Regions from separate parts of the Mus musculus genome. Here region 1 is linked to region 2. Evidence: chromatin loops called from intact Hi-C (ENCODE). Cell type or tissue: left cerebral cortex. All regions are shown on one strand. Region 1 has its middle 7.3 kb from the start of Tmem150cos. Region 2 overlaps Sec31a (Sec31 homolog A (S. cerevisiae)).

Region 1 (2,500 bases), 300 kb before region 2:
AAATAGTTATTTTTGTAATTAAGAAAATGGTGTAGGAATCATTTTGGGGGGATGCATTGGATAAGGGGTAAAGTCTTGGAAATATGAGGAGGAAGGGGACAGGAAAAAATGTTACATTGATTCAGGTTTTGTCACTAGGAAATAGAATAAATTCATGTTAAGTCATAGAAATGGGAATAATTTGTAAATGGTGAAATCACATCCAACGAAAGGATTCACTTCATGCGTACATATATATTTGTAGACAAGTTCATGGGCAGATGGCAGACAGATTATCCTTTAATAACAGCAATTAGAAAAGTAAGGACTTGAGAGACAGCCTGGTGTGGTGGCACATCTCTTTAATCCCAGCCCTGGAGGAAAGCCTTTAATTGTGGCAAAGGTAGGAACTCTGTTCCAGGCCAGCTTGCCTATAGGAGTAGTTTCAGGATCTCCAAGGCTACTCAAACAAAAAACCAGCCAAACAACAACAATAAGTCAAAATTAAAAACAAAAATCAAAAACATCTTTAAGGGGCCGGAGATGGCTCAGTGGTCCTTGCAGAGGACTGGAGTTTGATTCCTTGCGGTGGCTCACAACCATCTAATTCTGATCCCAGGACATCTGACGCCTCTCCCTGCACCAGGCTCTCGTGTGGTCCACAGGCATACATGCAGTCAGATGTGTGTGATAACATTTGGGTTTTTCCCGGTCTCTCTGTTTATAGCCGGGGGCAAGGGACTCCTTGTCAAGCTAGATATATTTTGGTGTTTTTCCCTCAGTAGCACTGACTTCCAGTGTTTTACCGTAGTTTGAGGGAGAGAAATCTCAGAAGCTGGCTCTAATCAGCAATTCTGGAGCTGAGAGGTCTGCTGTTTAGGCTGGCTTTGGTGGCTGAGAGTCACTGATGTTTCCAGGGTTGGTTGACAGCAGGGCCTTAAATGCCTGTGTGGGTGCAGGACCGGCTCTGCCCAGCAGGTGGTGCTGCTTCCCCACAGCCCCGTTGAAAGGCATCAGGTGGGAACAGGGAGGGAGCAGGGACATGACTAACAGTTCATTTATCTTTAAAAGCCAGTAACAGGCTATTGCAAGAGCAGAGGAGTTAGACAAAGTTTTGGCAGTAATACCAACCACAACCCACCCGCTAATCCCCTTTCCTCTCCTGTATCAAACACATTTTAAAAAATACATTCCTTTTGGGTAGACAAGTTTTAGCAGCAGTGTTTAAAGGGGCTTGTTTTCAGGAATTTTTTTTTTTTTACTCCTATAAAAAAATAATTAAATATACTATGTCCCATAACAGTTTGCTATACTACCACCTGTGCCTTGATGTCCATATTATACCATCCTCAGTAATGTTCAACAATAATTTGCAGAGCTCGGCCTGGTGACTTGCAGTTACAATCCCTGGCAGGGGCCAGCCTGGTTTACATAGGGAGTTCCAGGCTGGTAGCCAAGGCCACGTGAGCTCTGTCTCAAAACAAATCAAAAATCCCGCAGTTGTTGCTGATAGAGTAATGAGTAAAATCTGCCCTTGAGTTTCTCTCAGGTTTATTCTGTCAAGACGTGAGTCCTGGGCTGACATGAGGGCACATTGTCCCTATGGTCAGCATGCATATCCTCTAGAGATGTTAGGAAACCAAACAAAGACAAAGTAAGGTCTGGGAGGGCGGGCAGGGCTTGTAACCTAATCATGGGAGACCAGATAGAGAAGGGGAGAGAACACTGTGTGTGGATTAAATGTAGAGATTTAGGTAGAAGTGCTGGGACTGGGGACTAGGGAGCCCCGTGGCTGAATACAGTTAGAGAGGTCTACAGAAGAGGCCTGACCATTAGGTTGTTGGATCCTAGTGAAATTCTTAGCCTGTACTCTAGATGTGGTCGGAAGCTACTGGGGAATTCTGAGCGGGACTGGGTGACTTAAATTGTGTTTGATGGAGAATGGGTTGCTATAGGAAGACCTATGAGAGGAGAGAGTTGGAAGCAGAAAGCGCTTGGGTGTTTTTAAAAAAGATTTAGTACGCGCGTGTGTGTGTGTGTGTGTGTGTGTGTGTGTGTGTGCCATCATGTGCTTGTGGGTGGAGGCCAGAAGATGGCATCAGATCTGAAACTGGAGTTACGGGGAGTTGTGGGCCACTTGAGGTAGATGCTGGGAACTACACGTAGGTGTTCTTCAAGGGCAGCAAGCGCTCTTTGCTGATGCTCCATCTCTTAAGGTCTCACTCAGGTATTTTGACCACAAAGGAATAAGGCGTTTTTACATAAACCAATGGAAGGCTTAGAGGAGGGACAGTTAGGGGAACCACCCCAGGAAGCCCCACAGTGGTGAGTTTGGGAACCGCCACGGTTGTCACAGCAATGGCTAACCCATGAAGCTGGCCAAGAAGTGGGGTACAAGCCTGCTTATTACAACCTCTCCAAACACTTGCATTTTAGTGACCTTAGAGTGTTTTACATCTCACTGAGTAACTCAGTTCCAGACCCTCCTGTAGGTATGTCTGGGAAATGTTTTTAATTTTTC
Region 2 (2,500 bases):
GCTATGCCCTCTAAAGTTCTGTATTTCACATAACAGTACCCACTAAATCCGATTTCAACTGTCATTCATCTTGCCAACTAATTTTCTACCTTTTAAAGTACATGCAGCAGTGGGTTATACAGTCTTAGTGTTTGAAAGCGCTAGTCTGTTCTCTTCATTTAGTAGCTGACATTCATTATAGGGGGTCTCACACTCATGCAAAGTTTTAGAATTTGTTATTAAAAATTCAACCAATACCCCATGTTATTCAGTTCACAAACACTTGGAAATACCACCCCTCCAGCCACCCCTCTGCTCATGAAACAGGAGGCCCAAGCAGACCCCTTCCAAGCGCAGACCTGTTCTTTGGGACGCAGGCAGCTCACTGGCAGCAGGCGGTGTACCTGTTGTTCCAGGAGGCAGTGCATAAGCTGAAGATGATGGTGGAGCTCCTGGTCCGCCATGCTGGAAGGATGCTCCAGAGGAGGGAGGGGGGAAAGAAGCAGCAGAGCTGGAGGTAGGTGAGGAGGCTTGCTGGGCTGTGTACATCTGAGGCTGCCCAGAATAGGAAGCCACAGGAGATATGTACGGGGTGTTAGGGTAAGCGTTAGAAGCAGGAGGAGCAACAGGCTGTTGAGGTCGATAAGCTGCTGCCCCCCCTGTTCCGAAGGAATACTGCTGGGCTGGCTGGTAAGCTACATCAAGGGGAAGAAACAGAAATCCTTCGTTAGTTACATACTTACTCACACGGAAGTAGGAAGAACAAGTAACGGTATCATAGGAAGATGGTTTTAATCATTAATCTTATAACAGTAAGACCAAAGCTAGCACTCCTGATAGGGGTGTAGCTCAGTGACAGAGCACTTGCCTAGCATGGGAAACCTGGGTTCCACCTGCAGCATCTCAAAAATAAAGAAAAAACAGTAATAAGACAAAGCCTTAGCACGCTTCCTCTGAGAAACATGGGCCATCAGGTCTAAGAGCCGACAGGACTGGCCCTTCTCTGAGAGCGCCTGTTCCTGGGAAGACTGCAGAGACAGCTATGAGCCACCAGATGGAGCCATGAGGACTTGTGGACACAAGGCCAGTACTTTTCTGGAAAACCCTATAGTTTGTTGGTAGCTTGACTTCAGCCTCCACCCTCACTCAACCCTCCTGACAGAGGCTAACACTGCATAGGCAGGGCAGGGAGAGAGGCAGGAAGAGGCCCTGCAGTGTACACCCGGGGCATCTGCTACCCAGAAACAGCACAGCACTGCATGAAATGTAGATTTACGTGAAGAATCCCTGCAGCTCAGAAGCCCTCATCTGGATCAGTGGTTAGGGGGTCTTGGCTTTTTTTAATAGTTGTTTAGACCCTTGGTTCTAAATTTTTAATAGTTATTTAACCTTATAATTCCCCCATTTTACTTAGGTTCTTTGTAGATGTGAAACAGTTAGTCTGCCTCTACCCACCATGGATGGGACTGACGGCCTGCCTGCATCCCCACTCCTAATTGCACTTCTTTTTTCAAGTGTAACTGCTCCCTTTGTCAAAGTCCACAGAATATACAAATCTAAGAGTGCACACACATAAAGTCTGGGCGTGGCACAAGACAGCATCATTTGTTCGTTGCTGCAAAGCATACACTACCATGCATCAGGATGCAAAGAGTCTGTGTGGGTGTGTGTAGGTGCCCTGTACTTTGTGTGTGTGCAGGGGTGAGTGTGTGGGTACTCTGTATCTTCTGTGGGGTTGTGTGTAGGTGCCCTGTACTTTCGTGTGGGTGAGCATGGGTGAGTGTGTGGGTGCCCTGTATCTTCTGTGTGGGTGAATGTGTGGGTGCCCTGTACGCTGTGTGTGGGTGAGCATGTGGGTGCCCTGTATCTTGTGTGTGGGTGAGCATGGGTGTGTGTGGGTGCCCTGTATCTTCTGTGTGGGTGAATGTGTGGGTGCCCTGTACTCTGTGTGTGGGTGAGCATGTGGGTGCCCTGTATCTTGTGTGTGGGTGAGCATGTCAGTGTGTGTCTCTCTTGTGTCTATTCCCCACCTCCCCACTCTCTGTGGGTGCTAGAAACTGAACACTCTAAGGGAGCCCCCTGGCACTGAGTGACACCCTAGCCCCCTGATTTTATCTGTCAAAACTGACTGAGCATGGTTTTGTGGCGGCTAGGCAATGAGGGGAGGCAGGCACCCTGGTTACTTACGCTGCGGCTGTGGGTAAGGTGGCAGCTGGCTGGGCATGTGGCCTGGAGCCGTGGGCAGCGGGGCAGCAGGGTTTGGAATGACATTGCCCTGCATTATGAAACCTGGAGGTGGGGGATTTTCTCCCTGGAAAATGAGAACAGAGTAAAAAGGAAAATTATATTTGGGATCAAGTCTCACCAAATAGCCTTGCAGTCTCTGAAATGGAATTGGTGTTTATTTTTTTAAGCTATTATATGAGAAAGCTGCATTTTGCCTATACTATCTTGCTCAGAACGTTCTGAGTGATCGAAAGGTCCAAACTGACTGTAGTGAATGGCAGCAGCAATGGCCTCA

Evidence for each region. A loop is a pair of places that touch in the nucleus more often than their neighbours do. Peaks named below come from ENCODE experiments on the same cell type or tissue, not always from the same donor. Only the 100,000 strongest peaks of a DNase experiment are listed, where the experiment ranks them.
Region 1: a loop joins it to region 2, with 3 times the contacts of the local background. A loop is called at or near these places in 2 of 42 quality-filtered maps.

What each region holds. Positions count from the first base shown.
Region 1 is chr5:100,069,440-100,071,939 of GRCm38, forward strand. No RefSeq gene overlaps it. Among named protein-coding and RNA genes, the nearest start is that of Tmem150cos, 7.3 kb to the right of the region's middle. In left cerebral cortex, CTCF peaks have their summits at 956 (motif pointing right) and 2,314; DNase peaks (open chromatin) are centred at 957 and 2,328.
Region 2 is chr5:100,373,042-100,375,541 of GRCm38, forward strand. Sec31a (Sec31 homolog A (S. cerevisiae)) reads right to left here. Exons shown (of 28, transcript NM_026969.1): 21 at 2,167-2,290; 22 at 339-674. Among named protein-coding and RNA genes, the nearest start is that of Sec31a, 42 kb to the right of the region's middle. In left cerebral cortex, a CTCF peak has its summit at 1,022 (motif pointing right); a DNase peak (open chromatin) is centred at 1,032.